3 separate regions of the Homo sapiens genome follow, and regions 2 and 3 are each linked to region 1. Evidence: chromatin loops called from intact Hi-C (ENCODE). Cell type or tissue: mammary epithelial cell. All regions are shown on one strand. Each heading gives the region's core, and the rest is flanking DNA. Links, peaks and the distances in the headings are about the cores only. Region 1 has its middle 30 kb from the start of ACYP2. Region 2 overlaps PSME4 (proteasome activator subunit 4). Region 3 overlaps PSME4 (proteasome activator subunit 4).

The links. Peaks named below come from ENCODE experiments on the same cell type or tissue, not always from the same donor. Only the 100,000 strongest peaks of a DNase experiment are listed, where the experiment ranks them.
Region 2: a loop joins it to region 1, with 8 times the contacts of the local background. A loop is called at or near these places in 1 of 110 quality-filtered maps.
Region 3: a loop joins it to region 1, with 2.8 times the contacts of the local background. A loop is called at or near these places in 1 of 110 quality-filtered maps.

The regions. Positions count from the first base shown.
Region 1 is chr2:54,080,504-54,090,853 of GRCh38, reverse strand. It overlaps a transcript of ACYP2 not described here. Among named protein-coding and RNA genes, the nearest start is that of ACYP2, 30 kb to the left of the region's middle. RefSeq lists a silencer at 7,488-7,782 and enhancers at 8,868-9,162, 8,785-9,224. In mammary epithelial cell, for the core only: a CTCF peak has its summit at 6,039; no DNase peak of the experiment used is centred there; H3K27ac peaks cover 810 bases.
Region 2 is chr2:53,938,106-53,948,455 of GRCh38, reverse strand. PSME4 (proteasome activator subunit 4) reads left to right here. Exons shown (of 47, transcript NM_014614.3): 3 at 1-35; 4 at 8,456-8,500. Among named protein-coding and RNA genes, the nearest start is that of PSME4, 28 kb to the left of the region's middle. In mammary epithelial cell, for the core only: no CTCF peak of the experiment used is centred there; no DNase peak of the experiment used is centred there.
Region 3 is chr2:53,860,349-53,870,698 of GRCh38, reverse strand. It overlaps PSME4 (proteasome activator subunit 4), which reads left to right. Exons shown (of 47, transcript NM_014614.3): 44 at 1,161-1,323; 45 at 3,819-3,952; 46 at 4,476-4,614; 47 at 5,126-6,630. The coding sequence ends at 4,610. Among named protein-coding and RNA genes, the nearest start is that of GPR75-ASB3, 5.6 kb to the right of the region's middle. In mammary epithelial cell, for the core only: no CTCF peak of the experiment used is centred there; a DNase peak (open chromatin) is centred at 5,238; H3K27ac peaks cover 1,324 bases.

The DNA of each region.
Region 1 (10,350 bases), core at 3,204-8,203:
TCTCAAGAGTCAGAGGAAGAAGTCCCGTGCATGGAGTGGCCCAGGACAATGATACAGAGGAGGGGAACAGAGTTGAGGGATTTGATAAGCTGCAAAGGAAAATAGGGCAAAAGGCAAAGAGAAAGAGGAAGAGCGGTCCAGGCGTAAGAGAATCCTAGAGTACTCTAGGCAGGATTGGCAAAGGCAGGAAGGGAGGAAACACCGTTTCATTTTGTTTTGTTTTGAGACGGAGTCTCACTCTGTTGCCCAGACTGGAGCGCAGTGGTGCAATCTTGGCTCACTGCAAACTCCACCTCCCGGTTTCAAGCAGTTCTCCTGCCTCAGCCTCCTGAGTAGCTGGGAATCCAGGCGCACGCCACCCCGCCCAGCTAATTTTTGTATTTTTTTAGTAGAAACGGGGGTTCACAACATTGGCCAGGCTGGTCTCAAACTCCTTACCTCGTGATCTGCCCACCTCGGCCTCCCAAAGTGCTGGGATTACAGGCATGAGCCACTGCACCTGGCCGAAAACACTTTTTTGAGGATGCCAAGTAGCCCAGTTTCATGGCAAAAGAGGTTCATGCAGTAGAAAAGCAGGAGATAAAGGGGCAAGGCAGGGTGAGAGCAGAATGTGATAGGCTTGAATGCCAAGAAGAGGATTCCCAACATTTTCTCATCATCAAAGTTATTAGACAGTGAAGAACACATGGGCAAACTTTTTTTTTTTTTTGAGACGGAGTATCATTCTGTCGCTCAGGCTGGAGTGCAGTGGTGTGATCTTGGCTCATTGTAACCTGCATCTCCTGGGTTTAAGAGATTCACCTGACTCAGCCTCCTGAGTACTGGGATTACAGGTGCCCGCCACCATGCCCTGCTAATTTTGGTATTTTTAGTAGAGACGAGGTTTCACCATCTTAGCCAGGCTGGCCTCGAACTCCTGACCTCAAGCGATCTGCCTGCCTCGGCCTCCCAAAGTGCTAGGATTACAGGTATGAGCCACCGTGTCCGGCTGAGCAAACTTTTTAATAGTTAAAAAGTCCTTAATTCAGTGGGAAAAATGCTGAATTATTAAGTGACTTGATGAACATGTTAAAGAAATATTAGGTTGGTGCAAAAGTAATTGCTGTTTGGTTTTGGGACCGCGTCTCACTCTGTTGCCCAGGCTGGAGTGCAGTGGTGCAGTCACGGCTCACTGCAACCTTGACCACTGGGGCTTAGGCGATCCTTTCACCTCAGCCCCCTGAGTAGCTGGGACTACAGGCATGCACCACCATGCCCAACTAATTTTTTAATTTGTTTTGTAGAGACAAGTTCTCACTATGTTGCCCAGGCTGGTCTCGAACTCCTCAATCTTCCTGCCTCAGCCTCCCAAAGTGCTGAGATTACGAGAGTGAGCCACTGCACCAGCCATAAAATACAATTTGTATGTTGAAAAATAGTAATAAACTTAATAGCCAGGAGATATATATATATATATATCTGAACTTCTGGCCTCAAGCAATCTCCTCTCCTGTCTTGGCCTCACAAAGTGCTAGGATCACAGGCATGAGGCACTAAGCCTGGCCAACATTTTTAATATTAAAAATAAATACTTAGTTAGCAAGTTAACACATTGATTCAATTAGTATTTGTTATTCAAGGTTCATTGACTGCTTAGTGTATCAGCTCTGAACTCTAATAATTAAGCTAAATATTGGGAAGTAAAATTATAAATAAGAGCTAGTCCTTTGCTGTAAGGAGCTAATAATCCAATGATAGAACAAACTTTCTCAACTCCATTTCGAGAGCAGCTCTAGTTTTCCCAAGAAATATCTGAAACCTATTAGCATAGAAGTCCTGTTAATGCACTTTATTGATCTTTCCTACTATCTTATCTTTCTTACTTTCTTATCTAATAGTCTTATCTAACAGTCTTTCAGCTGTCTGTTGAACATGCAATTGTGGGCTGTAGGGCTTCAGAATACAGATAGAATAGAATGTTTTATGGTGACCGATAGGAATGTGTGTGGTCAAAACACAACTTTGTCCTTGTCCTCACTGTACTCTTTCTGATATACTAAGTGGGAATAACCTTTCCCCAATCTGAAATGAAAACTCTGGCAGACTCCATAACTTTTCAGCTTAATCTTAATTAATAGGCCAATCTATGGTCACTTTAAGCCACAGTCTCAATTCAATAATTAGAATATCCAGTCCAAGATGTTGAACAGAATTCGGAAGTTGATTTAGAGGCGATTCTTCTTCCTGTGCAGCTTGGCCCTGGGGCAGACTGGAAGCCTGCCGTGAGAAAGGGGGTGTGGTTGTCTTCTCTCCCTCCACCTCCACCCCAGGCTCAGTTTGCCAGTTAGTCTCTGACCCCGCTGAGGAGATGGAGAGGGCAGAGTAAGAGGCTTTGTGCTCGCAGGCCCTGGCAGACACCTGAGGTTGACTCTCTGGTGAATAACGTACGGGCTCCTTTGAGACTCCCTGTGGGGCCCCTTTCATTGCAGCAGGAGGGACAGTGGCCTGTGACCCATTTCACAGTAATCCAGCTTGCCTCCTGCTTCTTGAAGCTGAGGTCCCTCCACTCCTCTAAGTAGTCCTGTTGAACATGATCCAACATGACCTCATGCTGGCTTTCTCTCTCTGGGCCTCTTCTGAGGAATGGGGAAAACACATTACTTTGCCCTAACACTCTCTGGAATACAGGCTGATTCTAACCTAGCAACACGCTTTTGGCTCCACTAGAAGAGTTGCTAATCCCTCCTCTTCTCACCTTTCCAGAGAGGAGTTAGACGCCAGTCCACAAAGACTCCCAGCTGCAGGGGCCATGTATTAAACTGTCCAAAGAATCTACTGGAAGTACCCCTTACTTGGTGAGGTAGGATCTGTGTCACAGCACAACCTTCTCTGAAGAACTCCTCCTCCAAAAAGTTCTCCCATCTTTGCATAATCTAACTGCTCTTCTTCCCCTGCCACTTTTTATATCCTTAATCTGTGTGAGAGTCTTGGAAAAATTTCCTTTGTAAATTTCATGTTCGGGAATCTGTCTCTAGCATCTTACATCTATTTTTTCTCAGTATCTTGGTTGAAACTTCAGTTTTAATGTCCTGCTACCTATCCATCCATCTGTCCGTCCCTTTATCCACTTATTCACCCATCCATATGTCTTGAGCAATACTTTTAAGGAAAAGTTGGGGGCAATAATGAAGAAGGAGATAATAGCAGAAAGAGGTGTATTCAAGAATGAAATTAGGTGGCTCACACCTGTAATCCCAGCACTGTGGGAGGCCAAGGCAGACAGATTGCTTGAGCCCAGAAGTTTGAGACTAGTCTGGGCAATGTGGTGAAACCCCATCTCTACAAAAAATACGAAAAAATTAGCCAGGCATGGTGGCACATGTCTATAATCCTAGCTACTGCGGAGGTTAAGGAGGGAGGGTCACTTGAGCCTGGGGAGATCAAGGCTGCAGAGAGCCATGATGGCGCCACTGTAATTCAGCCTGAGTGACAAAGTGAAATCCTATCTCAAAAAAAAGAAAAGAAAAAAAGTGAATGAAACTAGCAGGTCAATGCCAAGAAGATTAGAAACATTTAGCATCCAAAAATAACAAATGTACACTTTAATTTCTAAAACAGATATTTGTCTGGACATGTGTACAAGTGTGTTTCCCTAATGCAAACTTTCCCATGGATTAATATTATAATTTTCAAATGCTTTGTTTTCATTGATGATTTCTATTCATGTTACATTGGTTCCTTAAACTCTAACTGGCCTATTCTTACCCATACCTTAAACACAATAGTGTGTGCAAAGGCTGCTTCTGAGAAAGTAATTGCTCATAGACTGTCAGAATTTAGTAGAAAACGTTAATCTATAATTATTTTAAAATAGCTCTACTAGTTGCCTGTAGATCTGGGTATCCTATGGCATAATGTTTTATAAGTATCCTGGTAAGTTTGGAAAATCCTGTGCTAAACCATTTACCCAGGTTTCCTTTTTGTGGGACTTCCCAGAATTATAATTTACAAATGTGCTTTGAATCTGAAGAAGATAATTTAATATGCAGTGTCTCCAAACATTTGACCACAAAAATCCTTCAGTTTAAATGGGAACAAGAGTTTAGGAAACACTGGCTTCATCTATGAACCTGTAGCAGTCTGCGCTTGTTTCAAATGCCTAGCAAACACGCACTAGCGCGCGCGTGCACACACACACACAATTTGTCTTTCCCATTGGAAACTCCTAGGATGCTAGTTCCAGCTCCTTGATGTAATAAGTTGCTCTTTGAAATGAGGGAAACAGACCTGGTTCTCAGACCAAAATGATAATAAATGATGCAGCAAAATATAGAAAAGAGAAATATGTTAATCTCCTAAATACCTTATATTCTTTGGAGAATATTTTATGCTTAACTACCCACTTCCCACACCCGCTTGTGAGACTCATGAGCCAAGGGAACAGCCACCTTTGGCTCTCCCTCTCCCATCTGAAGTCCTCCCCACAGCTCACTCTCCCCTGCCTGCCCTCACTGTGTAGGTTTTAGAGGAACAAGGCCTGAACTAATCAATAACTGACCACCACATGTCTAGTGCAGAGGTCTTTATGAGTGTTAGCCTTCCAGTTCTGCAAAAAATGTAAAAGTGGCTGTGCCGGGCCCTCTAGCTCACACCTATAATCCTAGCACTTTGGGAGGCTGAGTCTGGTGGATCACCTGAGGTCAAGAGTTTGAGACCAGCCTGGCCAACATGGTGAAACCCTGTCTGTACTAAAAAAAACAATAATTAGCCAGGCCTGATGGTGCACACCTGTAATCCCAGCTACTCTGGAGGCTGGGTCAGGAGAATTGCTTGAATCTGGAAGGTGGAGGTTGCAGTGAGCCGAGACTGCGCCACTGCATTCTAGCCTGGCAACAGAGTGAGACTCTGTCTCAAAAAAATAAAAATAAAAAGTGACTCAAAGAAACTTTTAGAGTCACCAGAGGTCAGAGGCTATACATAGTCTTTATATATATATATACATATTTTTCCCAACATTTTATTTTGAAAAACTTCAAGCCTTCAAAAAAGTTGAAAGAATGATATAATTAACAGCCATATATTCTTCACTGAGATCAAATAATTTTAACTTTTGCCACATTGCCTGTCTCCTCCCACCTCTCTCTCTCTGTCTCACATCTCTATCTCTTTTTCCATACACAGTAAGTCCTCACTTAAAGTTGTCAATAAGTTCTTGGAAACTTCAACTTTCAGAGAAACAACTTATAACAAAGCCAATTTTACCACAGGCTAATTGATATAAACTAGAGTTAAGTTTCTTCAGCATATTTCTGGTCACAAAAACATCACCAAACTTCTGAAGCCCAAAACACATAGTATTAGACACTGAGATAAATGTGAGCTATATACACATTTAAGAAAGATGAATTTAAAAAAAAAGAAAGATGAATAAAAACTAGTAAGATAATGATTTGCCCCCTTACTCCAGTTTAATGTCACAGGTGGCCAGAGCCCATCCTGGCAGCTCAGGGCACAAGGTGACAACCAGCCCCGGACAGTCCGCAGTCCCGTGGCAGGGTGCACTCTCACACCCCCACAAGCACCCACTCACTCACAGTGCCACCACGTGGACCCGCCAGTGAACTAAATGTGCACAGCCTTGGAACGTGGGAGGAAACTGGATCACCTGGAGAAAAATCCCACAGACGTGAGGAGAACGTGCAACTCTACACAGACAGTGGCCCTGACCAGGAATATATTTCCAGGAATGATTTTTTTTCTCATCATTTTTCTCACACTGAACAAAACGACGTTGAACAAAGAGACTTATTTGAGGACTTGCTGTATTGTTTTTTTGAAAGTAAGTTGAAGACATAGAATATTCCATCCGGAAACATTCCCCACGCCTCACCTAAAAATAAGAACATTCACCTACATTATCACATTACCATCATCACATCTAATAAAAAGATAACCTAATTTCAATATTATCATCTACTATACGGTCCATATTTAAATTTTCCCAATGAGGGATTCCCTGAGCATCAGATCTTTTCTTGCTCAGGCTGGACACAGGTGGCAGGAAGAGGGCAGTGCAAGGCAAGTTGCTGACTAGGACAAAGCCCCGGGAAGCCAGGCCCCATTTTGCTGACTCTTACAGCATTACTTTCCTAATAAATAATACTGTTAATTGTTAAGAGTAATCAAATGTCTGGCTTCAGTGGTTGTGAATGTGATTTTTACTTCCAGCAAACCCATAAGAAGAAATCAAATCTGAGTTATTTATGAGTAAAAAATAAACTGAGGCTGAGCACAGTGGCTCATGCCTGTAATCCCAGCACTTTGGGAGGTGGAGGCAGGTGGATCACTTGAGGTCAGGAGTTCGAGACCAACCTGGCCAATATGGTGAAACCCCGTCTCTACTAAAAATACAAAAATTAGCCGGGCGTGGCGCATTCCTGTAGTCCCAGTTACTCAGGAAGCTGAGGCATGAGAATAGCTTGAACCTGGGAGACAGAGGTTGCAGTGAGCCAAGATGGCTCCACTGCACTCCAGCCTGGACGACAGAGTGAGACTCCGTCTCAGAAAAGAAAGAAAGAAAGAAAAAAAGAAATAAACTGAATACTAAGATTTGCATTTAATCCTTGAACTGACATTCCCTAAATGGATACCTTCTCTAGGCTTTGAAGAATTCTGATATATAAACCATTATTCTATTTTTGGAGTAGTAGAACCTTATTTATCAGGTCACCTTTCACCTCCACCAAAGCCCATGTAAGGAGCTGAACCTTTAGAGATGGAAGAAACGTTATACTCTGGGAAAAAAATAAATTGGAAATTATACTTTTAAAAAATCATTATTGTTTTATATTTGGGGATATTTGGGACATTTCTCATCTTTTCAAAATTTATAATTTGGTGTGATTTCTTGTTCTGTTTAAATATTCACTTTTGTACTTAATTTTACATTTGTAATCTTGCATTCTCTTTCTAAAGAGAGCGCTCAAAACTGTACAAGCATCAGACTACTCCAAACTGAAACCTGGATCTGCCCTGGGTCAGTTTTCAAGGTCAATTTTATGGGATTTGGCCAGTTTTATGTAGAATTTGGTTTGGGTTTTAAAGATGTTTATGCCCCAGGGTCTGGGGGGATGTAAGAGCATATTCTGTCCAGATTGTGCCTTTGGGGGGATGGGGGAACAGTAATTATCAGCAGGACTCTGGAGCTTCTTGACAGCAGGCCAGACTCTCCTAACATGTTTGTGTAGAGAGTCATTCTCCATCACATGTGTTTGGTTCTTTTAATCCTCCTGGTTTCACTATCCTTTCCCATCACCCTGTTTGCTGCTGACCACACCAACAATGGCTGTTCTCTGTAAACTTAGAACCTTGATTTCTCTTGAAAGTAGCAATCCATTGGGTTTTGTCCCAATCGAACATTTTGGGTCAGCTGTGGGAAGTAAAGTCTTTACGGCTCACAGATAAAATGTCATTGAACAAAGAAGACTGGTGTGCTGCCATCAGAGCTTCAACTAGAATGGGAAATAAAGATAATGTGTCAGCTTCACATGGCTTGCCATTGCTGTGGTCTCTGTCTGGGAAGCTAATGGCCGTATTGATTAGCCCTCAAGAGAGACATCATTCGCAAACTGACCCCTGGCGGGTGGCAGCAGACTAACATTTGTGCTCGCTTCAATAACAGATCCTGTTGCTGGGAATCGACATGGGCAGCCGTTGCCATGACAACACATCATGCAAGTCTCTAGTTTCCTCTGTAATTTTCCTGAGAAATAGTGACTATTTTTTTTTTCTTTTTTTTTTTGAGACAGAGTCTCACTCTGTGGCCCAGGCTGGAGTGCAGTGGCATGATCTTGGCTCACTACAATCACTGCCTCCCAGTTAAAGTGATTCTCCTGCCTCAGCCTCCCAAATAGCTGGGATTACAGATGCTCACCACCAAGCCCAGCTAATTTTTGTATTTTTAGTAGAGACAGGGTTTCACCATCTTGGCCAGGCTGGTCTCGAACTCCTGACCTCAGGTGATCCACCACCTCAGCCTCCCAAAGTGTTGGGATTACAGGCATGAGCCTCTGTGCCTGGCCATGACCACTTCTCAGTCCTACCTAGGAACTTGAGTTTTGCCTGCAAGACCATGAATGTCAGCCCATAACTCAAATACCGTAGGTTTGTCAGTACTAGAAAATGTTGCATAGATTTAGGTTGCAAACTATACAAAATAAGCTTAAAGACATGTGAAACCATGACAATGCAGAAATGGTTTAAAAATTGATTATTGGAGGAAAGTTATCTTATTTTAATAAGGAAGTACTTGTACTATAAAGGAACTATAGGTTGGGTGTGGTGGCTCACACCTGTAATCTCAGCACTTTGGGAGGCCGAGGCAGGGACATTGCCTGAGGCCAGGAGTTCCAGACCAGCCTGGCCAACATGGTGAAACCTTGTCTCTACTAAAAATACAAACATTGGCTGGGCATGGGAGTATGCGCCTGTAATCCCAGCTATTCAGGAGGCTGAGCCAGGAGAACCGCTTGAACCTGCGAGGCAGAGGTTGCAGTGAGCCGAGACCACACCACTGCACTCCAGCCTGGGCGATAGAGTGAGACTTCATCTCAAAAAAAAAAGAAAAAAAAAAGAGCTATATATGTGTACAAATTATGTTTACTAACATAAATGAGGAATAATGAAAACTGATTGATATTTCAAAATTCAGCTGCATCATTAGAGATCCTTAATATTGCATCCCTTCTCCTAATTACTGTGATATGCCTGTCAGATCAGGGTTAGGATTCAGGGAGAGCAGCTCCAGGCTGGGGCAGGACAGGGGGTTTGTAAATCTCTTGTGGTACCATATATGGAGCAAACTGAGACTTGAAAAATACTTGTGTCTTAGGCTTTAGAATTATGACTGCCCTCTGAAGAAGCCCATACGAGCTTCCTGGAAGATGACAGACATGTGGCCTAATCATCCCTGTTACCTCAGCTCAGCTGATAAGCCAGCCAACCGCCAGTCATGACGGTGAGGCCATCCCAGATCATCCTGTGGCCAGTCACCCCTCCAGGTGGCCACACATGGGAAACTGAAATCAGCTGAGCTGACTCAGAACAGGAGAACCACCCACCCGACCAGATCATCAGACATGTAAAAGCAAAAGCAGATACCTAATGAAAACAAAAAATCTCTCTCATCAGGTATGTAGAGTCATGCATCAGTTAACATTGTGAATAGCCTTAACGTTGGAAATGTGTCACTAGGCAATTTCATCACTGGGCAAGCATTACGGGGTGTGCTTATACAAACCTAGATGGTATAGCCTACTCCACACCTGGTCTATATGGTATAGCTGATTGTTCCTGGGCTACAAACCTTTACAGTATGTGACGGTACTGAATACTGTAGGCAGTTGCAACCCAGTAGTATTTCTGTATCTAAATATATCTAAACATAGAGAAGGTACAATAAAAATACAATATTATAATCTTATGGGGCTACCGTTTTCTAGGCGGGCCATCCTATTAGAGGTGCATTGTGGATGGAAATGTCATATGTACTGCAGGACTGTACTTGATAATACTGCCGTTATTATTACAAATACACCGTGCTTTTTATCTTTTTCGATGGGGATATTTTGAGATAGAGTTTTTCAGAATTCCAGTACTCATGGAGCACAAACTATAGCAGTATTATAAACAGAACTGAGGAGGTCCACATGTAGGCAGACTCCTCGAACACTGATTTCAATGAGGATATCACAGAATTCATTGTCTGCCACTATAAAAATACGATGAACTCAAAGAGTATTTGAGGTTATTTTTGCTCAAGAAAATTTGAAATGTCCTGAAATCATATAAACCATATATGAAACATGATAGAGGTTTTCTCAAATTTGACAAATCTGTTCAAAATGCTGCAAAACCAAAAGAAAGTTTTTTTAAGCTATAGAAACAAAACAGCCAGGCATGGTGGCTAACCCCTATAATCCTATCACTTTGGGAGGTCGAGGCAAGAAAATCACTTTAGCTGGGGAGCTTGAGACCAGCCTGGGCAACAGAGTGAGACCTTGTCTCTATTAAAAAGGGAAAAAAAAGAGGCAGGGCACGGTGGCTCATGCCTGTAATCCCAGCAATTTGGGAGGCCGAGGTGGGAGGATCACCTGAGGTCAGGAGTTGAGACCAGCCTGGTCAACATGGTGAAACTCCATCTCTACTAAAAATACAAAAATTACCTGGGCATGGTGGCAGGTGCCTGTAATCCCAGCTACTCAGGAGGCTGAGGCAGGAGAATCACTTGAACCTGGGAGGTGGAGATTGCGATGAGCCAAGATCATGCCACTGCACTCCAGCCTGGGCAACAAGAGCGAAACTCCATCTCAA
Region 2 (10,350 bases), core at 3,496-8,495, 140 kb after region 1:
AAGACAGAGCACCTAGGATTAAATTGGTTTCCTAAGTAAGTATTTCCATTTAAAGCACTTATTTGGGAGTACTTGGGGTTTTTTAGGGGGGTGATCATGATTGAAAAATATTGAGTTGTTTGAAAGAAACAAGCAGATATTTTAATGTGCCTATTTCTGTGTAATTTGACTCCTGAAACAATTCATTGCCCTCTATAAACTGTATCTGAGGCTGCATCTCTCTTGCAGATCATTGACTTCTTGCACCTACATCCTGCCTCTTTGATAGCTAATTTTTGGTTTTATATTTTATTCTGAGTTTATATAATAAAATATCATCTGCCCTTTTTTGGTTAATAGTGATTTCATACTAGACTGACAGGTATCATTTCTGTCCAGTTGTGGTCTAGCTTTAAATTTTCTCAGTTTTAGCACGTTTGGCTTATCATTCTTTTTTTTCTGAGATGGTGTCTCACTCTGACGCTCAGGCTGGAGTGCAGTGGTGTGATCTCAGCTCACTGCAACCTCCACTTCCCGGGTTCAAGTGATTCGCGTTCCTCAGCCTCCCGAGCAGCTGGGATTACAGGCATGCACCACCATACCCAGCTAATGTTTGTATTTTTAGTAGAGATGGGGTTTCGCCATGTTGGCCAGGCTGGTCTCGAACTCCTGACCTCAGGTGATCTGCCTGCCTTGGCCTCCCAAAGTCCTGGGATTATAGGCATGAGCCACCACGCCTGGCCTCTTCAGTGTTTTTGTTTGTTTTGTTTTGAGATGGAGTCTCGCTCTGTCGCCCAGGCTGGAGTGCAGTGGTGCGATCTCAGCTCACTGCAAGCTCCACCTCCAGGGTTCATGCCGTTCTCCTGCCTCAGCCTCCCGAGTAGCTGGGACTACAGGTGCCCACCACCACGCCCGGCTAATTTTTTTGTGTTTTTAGTAGAGACGGTGTTTCACCATGTTAGCCAAGATGGTCTCTATCTCCTGACCTCGTGATCCCCCTGCCTCAGCCTCCCAAAGTGCTGGGATTACAGGCGTGAGCCACCACCCCCAGCCTGTGTACTCATTTCTTGAAGAGCACCATTCTCTATGCCTGTATTAATTTCCTTTTTCTTTTTTATAAATTAAGTCTTTAAAGACTTCTGCAGTTTTCTCTCTCAGTCTTAGGCATGTCTACATTATTTCATTATGTCTTGTTAAATTCATTTAATCTATGATTAACCCTCAGCCTTTACTTAGGTCAACAGTCTTTGTCCCTTACCATAGAATTTTTTGAAAATGAGTGCAGATGGCAAATGTGAAATGGTGTAAGTGGAAGAGGTAAAACATGATCTTCAACTTAGGTCCTAATTGGTTTTTGGACAGTTTTGCACAAGTAAGGTGGTTAGAAGTCATTTATTTCTTGAAAGTTTCATGTGTTAAAACAAGGAAACTCATTTCAACCATAAAAATAGCAAATTTTATCACGAAATAGAATAGTGCATTGTGCAAGTATGCTTTTACCAATATTTGTTAGGTTTTCCTCCCTCCCTCCCTTCCTCTCTCCCTTCCTTCCTTCCTTCCTTCCTTTTTCAGGGTTGCTCTGTTGCCTAGGCTGGAGTGCAGTGGCAAGATCTTGCATCACCACAGCCTTGACCTCCTGGGCTCAAGCAGTCTTCCCGCCTCAGCCTCCTGAGAAGGTGGGACCACAGGCGTGTGCCACCATGCCTGGCTAATTTTTAAAATTTTTTATTTGTAGAGACAGGGTCTCTACACAGGGTCTCACTGTGTTGCCCAGCCTGGTCTTGAACTCCTGGGCTCAAGTGATCCTCCCGCCTTGGCCTCCCAAAGTGCTGGGATTACAGGCATGGGCCACTACACCTGGCCCCAGTATTTTTTAAGAAAACTCAAAATTGAATACAAAAGCTTTGATTGTAAATATTCCTTTTGGGTGTTATTTTTGCCACAGGGACCATGACCTATACTGGTTTGACTGAGTCTTCTTTAAATAAGAGGTCAGGGAATTTCTTACTGGCTTCACCATTTCAGATGAGATTGGGCACATTCAGGGTGGTATGGCCATAGACAGGCTTCACTATTTCATAGATCTCAGGGACCTTTGAACTGTGTTCAGATCAGTTATCCTTCTGAGATGTTTCTTGCTGATAATTTTGGCTGCTTCTGAAAGTATTTTGTAAATGAAAGGAGGAGGTAAGGCGGTTTCTTCAGTGATACCCTGTTCTTCAGTATGCCTTCTTGCTGCTTCATAACCAAGCGTCCTACTTTCCTGCCTTAAGGGTCTACCTTTGCAAAGGCACATGCTGCTTTTAAAGTCCTTTGTGGTCATTAATAAGTATCTATGGCTTTCCTCTTCAGTGATAAGAGCTGTTTGTCTGGAAATTTTCTATTAGTATTGGTCAGTCAGTGCTTATTGATTATGTTTACCATGTCTCTTCCTAAAGTGTCACATCATCCTTGTCCTTAAAAGTTTTACCATGGCTGTTCTTGATCTTTTGAAGAGACGTTGTGACTGAAACACAGCACTGACTCTCAACTCTTAACAGACTCAGCATTTCATTTTGTAATTGTAATTATTCTAAAATAAAATTTATAAATCATATAACCTACCTATACTCATTACCTACACTGTGACAATTTTGAGTTTTTTCTTCTTAGATATATTCTGCCACATTTTGAAACAGTTTTGTCAGCTGACTACATGTGTTCATACTATTTTTAGAATGCTATTTTTATAATCAAAAGTGAAAGATTGCTTAATTTGTTAACTGTCTTTCAAATTTTAAACTCATGTGCCTTATGTTTTAGTCCTTATTGAAATCACTGCTTAGAGCGGCATGTGTTTCAACATGATTTTAAAAGCTAGTTCTATTGTTTGAAGCAAAGATTATCAACTTTCCTCTCTTCCCTTCCTCTTTACCTTTCCCATCCTCTCTTCATCCCCTTTCCTATCCTTGTTTCCCTCTTTTCTTCTCTTCCTTCCTCCTTCTAGCTTTCTGTCTGTCTTTTTGCCTCTAGGACAAAAGACCCTTTTTAGTCTCTTTATCCTCATCTCAGTCTACTTTCTACTGGAGAAAGAATTGGTAGTGTTTTTTATTCAATAGAAGAAGTAAAATTGGAAAGGAGATGAGTGTGAACTAATTGTTAGCGATATAAGAATTATTATTTACTTTATAAATGAAGCTTTTGAATCTTATGGACATGGTTTTATTTTATAAAACAATGTCCCATACACTTACTTTGAGTAGCATATTGCAAGTTATAGTATAGGCAACATACTAATGGTGTTGCTACTAACAAAATATGGGAGAATTATGCATAGGTATGCTTTTACAAATGGGCACAAACAATTCATATTTCAGTTGCTATGTGTATAAATTTGTTTATTTAGTATTACCACTAATTTGGTTTTTGTGGGTGGTAGTAAAGGTTTTCATATTTGCATCATGAGTAGCTTGGGCCTACATAACTTGTTTACTACTTTTTAAAATTTATTTTTAAAAGTATCTATTCTCTTTTACATGTATTGTTCTAAGGGTATCATATAGTATTATATTTTCATTTTTTTCATATTAATCTGCCTCTGGAGAACCAATTTGATATTTTATTTTTCTGGTATTTGTTTATGGCATTTGTTTCTCTATTGATTTATTAAAGAGCTATTTGAATTGGTGCTCTTTAAGATACAGTTAAATCCTTTGTCCTCAGCTCCCCACACTCACCACATGGAAATGACATTTTCCAGACCTCTGTTTGGGGTTTCTTGGCACATGTGGCCATGCTTAGGAGTTTAAATTACTACCAGCAGCTCATGGATGATATGTAATTACAAAATTTAATATGATAATCAAATGGTGAGAAAAATTTCTCCTAAAACTTGTTGAAATTTAAAAGATTTTATGGTTGTAAACCACGATTATTAATATGATATTTACAATTATTTTTTAATGTAGTATTTGGAGAACATCCTATTTATTTAAAAAATATTCTTTTATTTGGAAATTTAAAATTTTAACAAAATTCGGCTGGGCATGGTAGCCCACACCTGTAATCCTAGCACTTTGGGAAGCTGAGGTAGATGGATCATCTGAGGTCGGGAGTTTGAGACCAGCCTGGCCAACATGGTGAAACCCCCATCTCTACTAAAAACACAAAAATTAGCCTGGTGTGATGGCGCATGCCTGTAATCCCAGCTACCCAGGAGGCTGAGGCAGGAGAATCACTGGAACCTGGGAGGCAGAGGCTGCAATGAGCCAAGATCATCCCACTGCACTCCAGCCTGGGCTACAGAGCCAGACACCCATCTCAAAAAAAAAAAATTTACCAGATTTTATTAATGATTTTGATAGTGTTTCTCACAAAAGTTGTTTCTGTGCTACAGTGTTCTTTCTTTAAAAACTGATCTTTTAAAAGCAATTTTAAAAAATACTTAGTTCAAGTTGATCAGGCTTATTGTCATTTAAAACAATTATGTATGCTCTTTTTACATGAGTGGTAAGGATTATTATAATTTCCTAACCCTTGCCCTAAAAGTATACTTTTTAAAAGTAATTTTAATGAAAAGTCAATGTTAATGTGCATCAGCAAGGAAAATGCTATACTTATTATTTATACCTTTTTTTTTTTTTTTTTTTTTGAGATGGAGTTTTTTTTGCTGTTGTTGCCCAGGCTGGAGTGCAGTGGCACAATCTGGACTCACCGCAACCTCCGCCTCCCGAGTTCAAGCGATTCTTCTGCCTCAGTCTCCTGAGTAGCTGGGATTACAGGTGTGCGCCACCACACCCAGCTAATTTTTTGTATTTTTAGTAGAGATGGGGTTTCATCATGTTGGCCAGGCTGGTCTTGAACTCTGGACCTCACGTGATCCACCCGCCTCGGCTTCCCAAAATGCTGGGATTACAGGCATGAGCCACTGCACCTGGCGTATTTATACCTTTCTTTATGGTGAAATTATCTTGGCCCTAATTTTGAGTGAAGTGGCAATGAAAAATGACTACTTACTAGTTTAACTGAGCAATCAATATTAGATTTTGAAGATAAGATATGAGATGGATAATGTCTAACTAACTTACGGTGGATTTGTTTGGGTGTAGAGAAGGCAAGTATAACTGACTTCTAGATGAAGTGCCTGGCACAGGTTTAAGAAAAAGAAATACTGTATAAACAGTTACCATTAAATTATAAAGGGATGAAGGCAGATATATACAGAATAGTCCATCATTACAGTTAAAACCAGTTCATTTATGAAAAAGCAAATATTATTCTGAAGTTAAATTTTAGTTCAAGAACTGTCAAGTGAAGCTGCAAGTACTTCTGGCTATGAGCAGCCTAGTTTACTCTCATCTTGAATATATCATTTGCTATACTTTTCCCTGGTTTAGAAGTGAATATTGTCCTGGTAGAGCCAAGGGGGCAGGAGGCATAAATCTGCAAGTTTATATGGTTCACTGTCTCAGTAACTGGAGGCGAAGACTATTGGTTTTCCTCAGGCTTATCTGTTAGTATTTGACATTTACTTTGTTAATGGCATCATAAGGAAATCGAGGTCCAGAGAGGAAAATTCACACAGAATCATTGGTTGAAACTGGAACAAGAGCTTAAGAACTGGGACAAGAACTCTCTTTTTACCCTTAATAATAGGGTGGCAGTTGGGGAGGAATTTCCTATTTTGATGTGATTTCCTAAATCATAAATTAGTAGCTACTCAGAGGCAGTAAGAGCAAAATAAGCACAAAAGTTTAATTCTTAAGGAAATTGAGAATACAATTTATTATGGCTAAGTATGAAATAATAATTAACATTTATTATCCTTAATTCTGGGCCGTATACCTGCTTTCTATACCTTATCTCATTTAATTTTTGTAACAGCTTTATGAGAGGTAGGTATTATTGCTTATATTGATGAGAAAACAGCTATAATATAACTAGGAAGTAGCAGAACTGATACTCAAATTAAGATCTGTCTGACTCTAAGGCCAAACTGTAAACCATTATATGCACTACTGTGGCTTTCTTTTTCAACCTGATGTATCTTTTTAAAGAGGAAATAGGGTATAAGAAAACCCATCCAAAGCTTAGTTACTCTGTAGATCCCTTTTGATTTTAAAAAAAAAAACAAGTGTTTTGAATTGTTATCACTTTAGTATTATACATTTCCAACAGTTGGAAAGTATTTAGTGATTATTCACTCCCTCTAAAAATTAGTGAAATGTAGTCTAGTAGCATCTAGCCTTAACCTTTTATTTTATTTTTAAACAGAAACATTGTTCCCTTCATCTTGAGAGATTACAAGAATCACAAAAGGTCACTATACAGATATCACAGGTTAGAGAGATTGTACCCTTTTCTGGATAAACATCATAAATCCAATGGTACAGGCCTTATATTTAAGAAGGGGTTGAAATTGACTTTATTTAGAGTAACTAAATTGCATTCCCACATACCCTAATCCTCTAATAAGTGAAGTGACTCTATCAAGTGTTATAATTAACTTCCTATTCTTCTGAAGCGTGAAGGGAACTGAAGAAAACATGTAGCTTTGCAGCCTTTTATGACTTGCTTTCTAGAATCGTTTATGACATTATGCGAAAGTATATTGGTATAGCAAGGTCGTATGTGAAAACAGCAGGTTTTCTGTGTAGCGCAGAACCAATAAAATAAATGTAATATTAATGAGAACACAAGCATTAGTACTGATAGAATTATGTATCTTATGCTCATTTTCATGGATAAACAGTTTACAATTTTAGAATTACCTTTTAAAAATCTTCATTTAAATTGAGTAATTTAGTTTAAAACTAGATGACTCTTTAAACCTTAGCTGTTAATTCTATACTTTGTTACTAAAAGAAGACCCAAGATCTGTGCTTTTTGTTACTCTGATATAAAATGTTTATTATTACAAATCAATAGACAGATAAGTATAAATATATATGAGCAGATAGCCTTTTTATAAGCACTTTGGAAGTGCCCAGAAATAAAAATCATAGCTGTGGTCTTCAGGGAGCTTTAAACGTAGTTGGATAGAAGTTTGCCCTGTTTTTTTTTAATGGGCAAACTTAGATTTTCTCTAAACTGTGTTTTTGAATTGCTTAGCCTTTTCATAAGAAAAAGAAGAACCTCCCTCTCATGATCAGAGACAGTGCTTATTGATGGCCTTTTGGCCATGTAGTTTCTTTTTTATTTTAGAAGTCATCTCATGTGTTGTAATCTAGTTGCCTCTTCAGTTAATTTTTCTCTGAGTAGTTTTGAAATTAAAGAGGATTTCTACTGCTCCAAGTAATGAGATTATAGTTTTCCTCTCTTGGTTATATAATATGTTGATTATTTGTGATGAGTTTGCTCTCTGTTATTCCTTGGAATTTCTTTGCAGATTAGTTCCTAAACTTTCAGAGAAGTTGGATAGACTTCTGGACTTAAGAATTTCAAAAAGCTTAATAAGAAAGTGTCAGGTGGAGACATTGCCTGAAACTTACTCCTTTCATATATATATATATATATATATATATATATATATATATATATATATATGTATATATATATTTATATATGTATTATATATATATTTAAATATGTATTATATATATTTAAATATGTATTATATATATTTAAATATATATTATATATATATAAATTTTTTTGAGATTTGGGGAATTTTATTTTTACTTGTACATATCATACTGTAAGTAGTCACACACGTATTTTAAAATTCCAGCTCAAAATTATCTAGTGCTCCATTGTTTATATTGTTTGTTTGCATTTGACCGCTTGACTATGATCTAGTAAATATTTAAATATTCCATTCTGGTCACGTGTTTAAACCAGTACACATTGGCCTTTTTATTAAAAAAGAAATGTGGATTATAAATTCATACACACATTTTTATGTTGGTCTCCTGTATTCACTTGAGGCAACTACATGTTGTAAAGTAAGTTATAATTTTTAATGTTACTCGACTAACTTTATAAGTATCTGCTCAAAGAGATGCTATTGTTCTTTTTGATAATTGTTGCTGGCCTTAAAGTGCCTGGGAGGGTTATCGAACTCTCATCAATTGGTTGTGAAAGCTAATTTCTGATGGAAACACCCAGATTTTGGTCTGTCTGCTGCTTGTGTTTTGATGTAAAAGTATTTTAGTAAAAATTATTTGAAGTTTTAAGCCACTGTGTTGATAAATATGGTGTGTGGTCATTGCTGCCTACCTTGTAAAGACTGAAAACAATTTGTTCTTTTCCCAGTGTAACCTTTTTTTCCCTTTAGTTCATACCAGAGACAGCGAAATGAGGGCAAAGGAAAGAGTAGATTAAGGAGTTTAGGTAGTTAATCCTTGCAGTTCCGTTTGTATGAAAGGGAAGGCTCAATTATTACATGTAAACAAATAATACCTGAATGTGTGAGGTTATCTTATAGATATTTATTAATTGAATTAGATATGTTCTTAAAATACACCAATCTAATTATCAAATGGCTTTCCCCCCCCAGTTCTGTAGAAAATATTCTCAAAACACTCGTGAAAAGCTGCCGACCGTAAGTAGCTTCTCAATTTATAAAGCCTCTTGTTGTTTCTGTGGGCTTTTCCACATCTTTAGTATGGTTTGAAAAGGAAATGAAAAGTATAAATAGTTCCTGACATTGTGATGTTAGTCACTGAGCACAACATACCGTTTCCAGTTCATTAACTGAACTTCTCAGATTTCATTTAGAAATTTAGAAATTTTAAAGTCATCCATTGTAAAGTAAGAATACCATACTTTACATAAAATCATCTTTATTTGGAAGCATTTCCTAGAGTATTGTTATTTGTTATTCAGACAAAAAATAGGAGTAATGCCAAGAAGGTGGTTCATAACTTTTTTCAACTATGTTCTGTAGAATATTTAAATATCCCATATTCTTTTCTTTTTATTTCAATATTTTTTGTAGAGAGTGGGGCCTTGCTGTATTGCCCGGGCTGGTCTTGAACCCCTGGCCTCAAGCAGTCCTCCCACCTTGGCCTCCCAAAGCATTGGGATTATAGGTGTGAGCCACCACTCCCAGCCAATTATCCTATATTCATATGATCAAAGATGAGTGTGGATAAAATTTAATTTTAATTTTTTTGGTTATCTTTAATTTTAATTAATTAAAGCTCAATTTTACGTACTTGAACTTTTTTTGTGTTGTTATCAAGTTATTCTAAGACTGTTTAGATGATATGGAATCAGTGACTCCTTTTTGGTGAAAAGCCATGTATTATATGCTTGTAATACTCATCTTAAATACATATTTAATAAATCGGATATTTATTGCTGACCTTCTGTATTACTCAATGTTGGGCAAATGTATTTTCGGAATATGAGATATCTGTCTCTCAAGCAACTTAAGGTTCACCCTGAGTCATAAGCCACCAATGAACAGTGTCATTTTATGCGAGGCAGTTACCTTCTTGGCCTGTGTTTCCTCACTGGAAACTTGATTATCACTTCAATACTTACTGGCTCATAGGTAATTCATAGAACTCCCAAGTTTTTATTTTGGATTACAGGGTTAACAATTGAATCAGAAAACTTAAGAAGGAGAATTGATCCTTGATATGTGAGATCTTTGAAGGTGGAGCATAGTTTGTTTTTGTTTTTTTAAAATTCCAACCTGTTACACAAGGACCTGACACATAAACGCTTTGTGAACTCAACAGAAGTATTCTTAGAAATATAATTTTATTTTTCACATAGAAGATTGCAGTATGATTTTAATTAACACAAGTATATGAAGATATAGTAGGATTAATAATATGCTGTGTGGGCCAAGCCTATAAGTCTATTTGAAAGAGTTTCCCAACTTATTTGGAAAGAATCAGAATTTTTCATATGCTGTTTGTATTTTAAACCTCTTAAGGCTGGGTGCGGTGGTGCTCTCCTGTAGTAGCAGCTACTTGGGAGGCTGAGGTGGGAGGATCACTTCAGTTTAAGAGTTTGGGTCCAGCCTAGGAAACACAGTGAGACTCTTGTCTTTAAAAAAAAAAAAAAAAAGCCCATTAAGGTGTATTTAGCAGTTTTACATGTATCCTCTTTATTTACCTTCATTTTGTGTGTATATGCACACTTTGGATTTTAATTTTGTCCAGGGACACTCCTGTCCATATCATACAGTTATGGAATATCACAGCCTGTAGACCAGATCATCTAGTCTTCTCGTATAGGGGAGGACTCTGTGTTCCAAGGAAGGTAAATGGTTTATTCAACATGCCTAGAGATTGCTGGACTGATGTTCTCTTTCTCGTCTACTGGTAATCCTTTTCCTGTTTAGACTGGATTCTTTTTGACAAGATTTTTTTTTAATTGTTACATAGCACAAAGGAAGTAAGACAAAAACTCTGTTTAATTTTATAGGTAACTGAG
Region 3 (10,350 bases), core at 2,468-7,467, 220 kb after region 1:
TATTTATGAAAATAAACTTTGGTGGCTGGGTGCGGTAGCTCATGCCTGTAATCGCAGCACTTTAGGAGGCTGACGTGGGCGGATCACGAGGTCAGAAGATCAAGACCATCCTGGCTAACACGGTGAAACCCCATCTCTACTAAAAATACAAAAAAAAAAAAATTAGCCATGGTGTCAGGTGCCTGTAGTCCCAGCTACTTGGGAGGATGAGGCAGGAGAATGGCATGAACCCAAGAGGCAAAGCTTGCAGTGAGCCGAGACTGCGCCACTGCACTCCAGCCTGGGTGACAGAGCGAGACTCCATCTCAAAAAAAAAAAAAAAAAACGAAAAGAAAAGAAATTGTGGCATATAAGCTTTATAGGAAATAGTGCAACCAGTAAAACATTTTATGATGTATTTCATATGCTAGTGTAATGAACGCAGCAAAGAACATGTTACGTACTCGACAGACGATGATAAAATTATGAGAAACCTTTTGAAGGAATACAACAGAGCAAAACATCTGTTTTTTAAAATTATCATTGTGTATTATGAATATTAAACAAATGTTTGTGATTTATATGTGAAACAATGTCTTTTTACCGCTTTTTTGTTTTCCCAAAAGTTGAGTTACCATTCCAATTTGAAATGGACTGTGTACACGCTTCATTTAGTACTTTTGTAAACTGTGTTTGTGATCTGACAGCAGCCTGTGAAATTCATAAGAATCACATAGGATGTAAGTCTCCATGATGTATGCCAATTACAGAAATTAGGTTGGTCTGTGTCTTTGTTACTAACAAAAATAGCTATAGCAGTGGCCTTCAGAGATGTAGAGTCTGGAAAAACTTGATCTTAATGTCAGGTTCTGGCACTGCTTTTACAGTTATAGCCCTGATGAGAGCTATCAGTAGGGAAAATAATTTATGGAGAAATTTAATTTTGCTAAAAGAGATAAAAGTTTATGCTCATAACCCTAATGTAGTTTTTATCCATTATGAGGCCACAAACTCTTTGAGAATCTGCTGAAATCTCTATTAAGAAACTGCCAAAGAGCATACACAAAATTTGCATGCAATTTCAGGGAAGGTCTTCACCCCAGTTCCCACACTACCCCCTATCCTCCATTATTCCCTCAGACTTAGAATGTCAGTCCTAATAGAAATTATTATATCTACAGGTTCGAGAAATGGCTGCTACTACCTTAAGCGGTCTGCTACAGTGTAACTTTCTTACCATGGACAGTCCTATGCAGATTCATTTTGAGCAACTTTGCAAAACAAAACTACCTAAGAAAAGAAAGCGAGACCCTGGTTCTGTAGGAGATACCATTCCTTCTGCAGGTAACATTGCTGGTAGGAAACACCTGTATCCTATTGGGAATTAATGAGGGTTAACCAGGCTTACTCATATTTATTGAATAACTTGTATGTATGTGCCCAGGTCTATGCTAGGTATTGGGAAAAGTTTTCCCTACTTTTGAGGAGTTTTGCATATAGAAAGCAGGACTTGGAATGTAGAAAAGCTAAAATTGAGGTAGATAGAAAGGAACCTGTAGAACTGCTACCTAACAACTATTGTATTCAGTCTACCCTCCGCCCAGAATAGCTTCATAAAAAAGAGATATTCAGAATTAGTTATTTTGGAGGGTCTGAAAAACCTGTTTTGGAATTTAGAACTTAAATGTAGATGTACTAACAGAAAAAACTAAAGCAAGCCTTGTTTTTTATTTGGAGAGGGGATTATTCGGTCCTTCATTAGTCCTTTGGTGAGAGGGTGCGGAGTCATTGCAGGAGCTTCCAATCTAATTGAATATAGACACAAGATAAACACGAGAATAAGATCTGACTACTATGTCATGTTTAAAAAGAAATGTAAATGTGATTACAAAGATGCATCTTGCCATGTTAACTGTAATCATAATAGAAAATACATAAAAAGATTAATAGTAAGTAGGAATTTTATTGAATTTAGAGGAAGTGCTTAAATATAAAGCTTTTACTGCTGATTAGTGTCTTAATTATGTCATAAAGTTACCTAGTAACAGAATCCAATAAAATATCAATGTACATTCTAGTATCTTTGCTTTTTGGGATATATATATGTATGTATATATATTATATATATATTATAAATATATTTTATAATATATATTATATATATTATAAATATATTTATAATATATATTATATATATTATAAATATATTTTATAATATATATCATATATATATATATTATAAATATATTTTATAATATATATTTTTTGGAAACAGGATCTTCCACTGTCACCCAGGCTGGAGTGCAGTGGCATGATCTCAGCCCCCTGCAACCTCCACCTCCTGGGTTCAGGCGATTCTCATGCCCCTGTTAGCCGAGTAGCTAGGATTGCAGGCGCGCGCTACTACACCTGGCTAATTTTTTGTATTTTTAGTAGAGTTTCACCATGTTGATCAGGCTGGTCTTGAACTCCTGACCTCAAGTGATCCACCCACCTGGGCCTTCTAGAATACTGGGATTACAGACGTGAGCCACAGCACCTGGCCTGAGAACTCTGTTTTTTTAATGATAAAGCACCAAAGTATTTTTAGGTCTTTTGTTACACCAAATGATATTGTTCACAATTTTGACCAGTCCAAATTCTCTTTTCCTTACCTTCAACTCCCTATTTTCCATGTGTCACAAATACAAATGTAATATGCTTTAAAACATGTGAATACACACACCTTTATTGAGGAACTGAGAATTTGAAACCACTTACACCACTACAGAACTAACTTACACTACTACAGAAAGAATAGAGACTCTTTAGAATACAGACATGCTGCAATTCTCTGTTTTAAGAAATAGACATTCTTCATACATGATGTGTTTACTAATGAATTGATGTATTCTGGGTAGGGGCGTCACATCCAGAAAAAAAAAACCACGCTAATTTTGATTGGAGATTGTTTTAGAATCAGGGATTGTACTGGCCTAGGTACAATTATGCTGTCATTGATAAGCAACTATGGAAGTCTTTAAAAATCCTTTTTTTTTTTTTTTTTTTTTGAGGTAAGGTCTTCCTCTATCGCCCTCCTTGGAGTGCAGTGGTTTTGAATATGGCTCACTGCAGCCTTGACCTCCCAGGCTCAAGCGATCCTCCTGCCTCAGCCTCTTGTCTAGCTGGAACCACAGGCATGCACTGCCATGCCTAGCTTTTTTTTTTTTTTTTTTTTCCTTGAGACGGAGCCTCACTCTGTATCCCAGGCTGGAGTACAGTGGTGCGATCTTGGCTCACTGCAGCCTCTGCTTCCCTGGTCAAATGATTCTCATGCCTCAGCTTCTGGGTATCTGTGACTTCACATGCCATCACACCCAGCTAATTTTTGTATTTTTAGCAGAGACAGGGTTTCGCCACGTTGGCCAAGCTGTTCTTGAACTCCTGACCTCAGGTCATCCACCCGCCCTGGTCTCTCAGTGTGCTGGGATTATAGGCATGAACCACCATGCCTGGCCACCAGCTGATTTTTAAAAATTATTTTTGGAGAGACAGGTTCTCACTTTATTGCCCTGGCTGGTCTCAAATTCCTGGCCTCAAGTGATCCTCCTACCTTGGCCTCCCAAAGTGCTGGGATTACAGGTATGAGCCACTGTGCCCAGCTGACAAATTCTTAAATACAGAATTATTTTTAGTTTAGCCTCAAAATCAAGTATTTGATGTGTTTACATGTAGATTCATTTTAAATGCAGAAATTCACATATTGAAAACAACACAATTGAAAACTAATTTTATCTCACTGTAACAAGTGCATTAGAGACATATATATATTTGCACAAATGTTGCTATTCTCTTTGCAGAGTTGGTCAAACGCCATGCTGGGGTGCTAGGACTTGGTGCATGTGTTCTTTCTAGTCCTTACGATGTTCCCACCTGGATGCCCCAGCTCCTCATGAATCTCAGTGCACATCTAAATGATCCTCAGCCTATTGAGGTACAGTTCTTCCTTATTAGTTTGTACGTGTATTATCAGTGATGTTTTCTAAGAAACCATAATAATAATTTCCTATACACTCTGAACTAACTGCTTTCATAAAGCTGCTGCCTCTGCCAAGGCTTAGTCTGCTCACCAGTAATTATTAAAAAATTACAGAGACCTTGCTGCCATGGATATTTGAGATCTTTTGGTAGTGAGGAAATTATTGTAGCTTCTATCCCTCCCAGTCCAATGGAAGTAAAGTACTGTCAATATTGTTGTGATAAATTTTATGTTTCTATTTTTCTAGCACTGCAAAGTATTTTACTGGAAGCTAATATTAAATAGGAAATTATGATGGCATTTTTAGTAACTCAAAAGACCATTCACTTTGTCCTTCTCATTGGCTTTTTGGTTTTGTAGAACTTGGTATTGTGTGAGATCTGAAGTCTAGAGGGACGGTAATTTAACTAAAAGTATCCTACATATGATCCTGGTTGTCCAGAGAGGTTAAAACGTATGTGGGTTGTCTACTTTACAGATGACTGTAAAAAAAACCTTATCCAATTTCCGAAGGACTCACCATGACAACTGGCAGGAACATAAACAGCAATTCACTGATGACCAACTGCTTGTTCTCACCGATCTTCTTGTGTCACCATGCTATTATGCATAGAAAGGTAAGTCAGCAAAGTTCTGAATTTACATTGGTTTGGTGACTGAGAACTAGATATTTATTGTTTTTTTTCTTTTTGCTGACATTCTTAGATGTCAGTGTTTAGATAAAGTTGGATGGCGGGGATTGTTTGTTTTTAAACATGGCTTTTGCTACGGCCATTGGAAATGAGAATTTTGCTGTGCCTCCTTGCTTTAGGTTTAAAGCAGAGAAAATGTGTGACTGCTTTTGGACCTTTGTAGATGAGTGGTGTCAGCCTGGGAATAGTTAGATAAAGGAAAATACATCTTATTCTTGGTTGCCTCCTGGGTGGGGCTGGGACATTTTGTGTGGCCCTGAGGACTCTGGGTTCTAAAAGTTGTGAGAACTTGATCTGGATTCTTACACCCATTCTGTTAAAGAGGGAGTACCCAGAAGCCTTTCTACTGGAATAGGAAGAATAAAAATTTCATTTATTAGGCTTTTAGAGTTGGATGTCTTGTTACCTAATTGAAATTTTTTCCTCCCTGATACAGATGACTAGTCCTCACTTCAGGCTCTTTTCATCAAAAATTCCACACCCTCAGGTACCATCTGTGGTGGCTCTCTGCAAGTTTTAAAACTGCCTCTGCTGAGCTCTCATCATTTTGGTGGTTTCTGTGTTAGATCTCGTTAGTCTGCATTCCACAGCTTCTCAGTTGCCATTTGATTTCCCAACTTGTCCGGAAGTGTTTCCAGAATACTGATCACTTTTTTTTTTTGAGGCATCTGACAAAGTCACAAAGTCTCAGACTAGAAATAATTACCCAGTATGATCATGGCATCCAAGACCAGAGTCTCAGAACTCATTAAGAAACAGTTTACTTGGAATGGAGAATACCCATCTGTAATACAGGTCCTGTCATTTCATTCATCTCAAATTATTTTGAATTCTTCCCAAATGGCTGCTGGATTTAGGTGGTAATAGGGGCTGTGGGCCATAAATCTGAAGCCTTGAGAACCTTGGGTCTGGAGAGCCATGAAGAGGGAAGGAAAAGAGGGCAAGTCCTGAACCTAACCAATGACCTGATGGATTGCTCGACCAAGACACAGAAGTGAAGTCTGTGTCTGTGCACTTCCCACAGACTGGAGTTTTTGGTGCTGAATAGAGCCAGTTGCTAAAAAATTGGGGGTTTGGTGAAGAAATCTGATTGTTGTGTGTATTCAATGTGTGATTTTAAAAATAAACAGCAACAACAATAAAAACCCTGACTGGCTGTTTTTTCCCTGTATTCTTTACAACTATTTTTTGACCCTCTGAAAATTATTATACTTCACCTAAATGGAAGACTGCTGTGTTTGTGGAAATTTTGTAATTTTTTAATTTATTTTATTCTCTCTCCCTTTTTATTTTGCCTGCAGAATCGTTGAGAGACTAATAAGGCTTAATATTTAATTGATTTGTTTAATATGTTATATAAATGTAAAAGAGTGTATAAACTGTAGAGATAGCATTGGCAAGACATTGTACAGATGCAACCTTTTACACAACATCATTGTGTAATTTGTAAAGATTCACGTGTAGTTCTTTATTATAGTGATTTTGGGCTTTGTACCCACTGAATGCCATTTTTTGTGTTTTTAAATTATTTTCTTTATCTTGTTACAAAAACTGAGATGTGGGGTTTTTTTTTTTTCAGTTCACTTATCATTAGAATGTCTGAACTTTTATGTAACATTTTTGTGTGCATCTCTCAATGCTAACACCACATGTTTGCCTATGACAAGTTTATAGAGTGAAAGGTATCTTCTGGGTTGAAATAATTCACAAATTGGTGAATGTCATCTTGCAACACACCCTGTACAGTCTTCCTTAAAGGAACACTACAGTATATTTTTAGTATCTACATGCTGAATGACTGAATACAGACCTAAGCACAGCAGTGGTCCTGGTACAGTATTTAAGTGTCGGCATACACAGGCGTAATCCCTGTATAAAGTAGTGCCAAACTGATTTCAGTTGTGTAACTAGTTTAAAACCCAATAAATGGATTCTTTTTAACACCTGGCTTTTGTCTTCATTAAGAGGAGAAGACAGTTCTGTAGGCAGTGACTCCTGTGGATTTCCTTTTGCAGCCATAGATTTGTATCTGTAAATGTATGTCCTCTGACCAGTATAAATTATCTGGATCTGCCCTGTACAATACAGTAGCTACTAGCCATATCTGACTATTTATATTTAATTAAATAAAAAATGTATTCCCTCAGTCTCACCGGCATATTTTAAATACTCTTGAGCCACATGTGGCTAGTGGTTACCACACTGAATAATATCGATGAACTTTTCCATCATCACAGAAAGTTCACCTAGCACTGACCTAGGTGATTGATTGTTTTTGTGTGGAGGTGTGGGAGACAGAGTTTTGCTCTGTCATCCAGGCTGGAGTGCAATGGCACAATCTTGGCTTACTGCAACCTCTGCCTCCCATGTTCCCATGAGGAATGCTCATGCCTTAGCCTCCAGAATAGCTGGGACTATAGGCATGCACCACCACGCCCGGCTGATTTTTGTATTTTAGTAGAGACAGTTTCACCATGTTGCCCAGGCTGGGGTCAAACTCCTGAGCTCAGGCAGTCCACCTGCATCGGACTCCCAAAGTGCTAGGATTACAGGTGTGAGCCACCGTGCCTGATCCTAACTGATTGGTTCTTAAATTGATGTGCCTAAGAATCATGAGGGGATTTTGTTTAAATGTACAGGGAATTCATTGTTCCCACTTCATGATATCAATTCCTGGTCCTGAGGCCACACGTTGAGAAGTGAGGCTTTATGTTGTATGTTGACCACTTCAGCTTTTTTTAGTTAAGCTGTATGAAACTGCCTTAGCAATGGTTCCTAAATGGGAACTTTAAACAAAGATGTAAGATACTGGGTGCCCTCTCTGTTCCTCAGTGAAAACTTCTCTGGCAGGGGTGCTTAGGCATTACAGTATTAGAAGCTCTATGATGATTCAGTTGTTCAGCCAGGTTTGAGAACCACACGAATCCCACCACAGACCTAAAAAGAGGGTACCTTAATCTGAGTGCCTAACATGCTCCCAGGTGATTCTGATTCTGGGTTTGGAAGTCGCTTATTACTTTGATATTTCCCTAGTGACATTGTCCTATGAATTAATTGTTTACCAATAGGAAAAATGAAATTTTCTACCAGGAGGGAAAAGGAGAAAGGGGGTGGAGAAAAGAGTTGCATGGCTTGTATGGTCTAAGATAGTTCTTAACATGTATATGGTGTGTTAAAAAGCATGAGGACAGCAGGAACTGTGTTAAGGGTGGTAACAAGATTTACTAGAGGAGGAGGGGAGAGGCTGACCTGTGTTTGGAAGTCACTGTTGACTGGGCATGGAAGACAGTATGGGCCACTCTCTGAGGGTGGATGAGAAGTGAGGAGAAGAAAAAGCCTATTTATCTTTTTATAAGGTCAAATAAATCTTTAGTTTCTGAATGGATCCTTTAGAAAGCAAAGACTGCAGATTGTCCTTCAAAATGTAGGAGGAAAATTTACTCACCTATTAATGTAAATGAAAGTTTAGGTGCAAATATATGATAAAGCTGTTTTCAAATATTTGAAATACTTGTCATTACCAAGCCCTTTAAGCCGCAGGCCACTTTTGGTAATTAGGAGTGTGGCCAGAAAGACTAAAGAGCAATTTTGTTTTATTAAAAAATTAATTTTGGCCAGGCGCAGTGGCTCACATCTGTAATCCCAGCACTTTAGGATCGCTTGAGCCCAAGAGTTTGAGACCAGCCTGGGCAACATAGAAAGACCCTATTTCTACAAAAAATAGAAAAAAATAGCTGGGTGTGGTGGTACGTGCCTGTAGTCCCAGCTACTTGGGGGGCTGATGTGGGAGGCAGAGGTTACAGTGAACTGAGATCACGGCACCGCACTCCAGCCTAGGTGACAGAATGAGACCGTGTCTCACAAAAATAAAAAAATCATGAGCTATCATCACAGGAAAAGTAACTTTTTCTACGTGGCCTTCATAACTGTTTTTGTAGACTTCGTCTTCTCAGTATATCCTAATTGTTTTAAGTATTCCTTTTGAACATCAAGGTTGTTTTCAGTTTCCTGTACTACAGATTACACTGCAGTGCACATTTTCATACCTTTATGCTTTAAAACTCTTCTTTTGTTGGAGCAGTTCCAAGGAGTGAGAGATGCCTAGATGAGGAGCTTTTTTTGTTTTAAAGAACATTTTAACAGCTCTCATATTTGCTGTTTTCCTCAAAGTGCACATGTATCCATTTGCATTGCAATAATAAGAGTGTATTAGAAGAATGCCAGTGTCAGGGCAGATTGATAGCCAATTCATGATCTATAATTAGCCCTGCTTATTTATTTGCAGATTTTCCATTTTTTTACTACTACCAATGTTTTTTCCAATTTCGCTCACTTGTGGATTTTGTAGATATACTAGTTTTAGCCTTGTTGAATGGTTCTAGCTAGTTCTGGAACTTTGATGAGTCCTGATTTCCTCTTCTAGATCTCTAGAATCCTTTATGATTTGTGGTTTTTTGTTTGTTTTCAGTTTCAGACCATTTCTCCGGTAGGTATAACTCTGATGGTCTCAATGCAGCCCAAACCTATTGTAATCTCCATTCATATAGCCAAATGCCTGGAAATGAACTAGCATTTATTTATGCAGTAGCTAATTTATTATAGAGAGGTATATAATTTTGATCAGAATTCCCACTCCAAATGCTAATGAGTATTTTTCTGTGGATTGTTTCTGGGACTCATGGTTACCATTATTGATAACATATACTGGAACTGCTTTATTGCAAGTGGTTGGGAAGTGGAATATGTGGGAACTGGAAAACTTTCTTGAAGTTATTTCTAAACAGAATTCTGATGGCATACTCAACTCCTGGACTGAATAATAAGTTATCTAGCCTTCTTGCTTTTTGTTTTTTCGTTTGTTTTTGTTTTGTTTTGTTTTTATGAAAGCACAGGGAACTGAAGAAATTGCATTAATTAAATTACTTGATACTTGCTAGTTCTGTTTTAAAAAGATAAACCATTAGCTAAAATGAAGAATCCAGTATAAGTATTTCATCCGAACGGAATCAACTTTGCTTTTCTGGTAACCAGAGTGAATGAAGGAAAGGGCATTCAAATAACATTCTCTGTTTCTAAATAGCATCCCTGAGGTTAGAAAAGTAGTAAGATCCTAGTTAGCCAGGTTGGGATACTGAAGGGAGAAGAGTTTAACTGGTTTTATTTTGTACCCATCATAGCAGACATACTTAGGAATGTTACTTGATTGTTCAGACTAAAACCTATCTTAGGAGTTCATTATTTTGGACATGTATGAATTCTAGAAGAATGAGAGAGGATGGTAATTTTAGTTTTGTGTTTGTGCTTAATAAAATTAGCTTGTACATTGCACTATGATTTATCAAGATTTTTTACATTCAACATAGTATTAAGTAATACATCAATATCCATGATTCCTGGGCTTGGTCGTTTTATTTGCATGGGTAGTTTCTTTATGCTTTGCATGTTTCCTGCCAATTAGTCCCCTTGCTGAGTTCCCTCAGTGAATTCACTAATACCTTAAGAGAGCTTAGGTAAGTTCAAATAGGTTTAATTTAAATTCTATTACAATGACTTGATTTGTAAATTCTAGGTCTCAAAGTTCCAAACTGGAAGCCGCCGCCAATTTAATTCATGAGGAAAAATATTAGCCGCAGCCTAAGTGAGGAGCTAGTTAGGACGTCT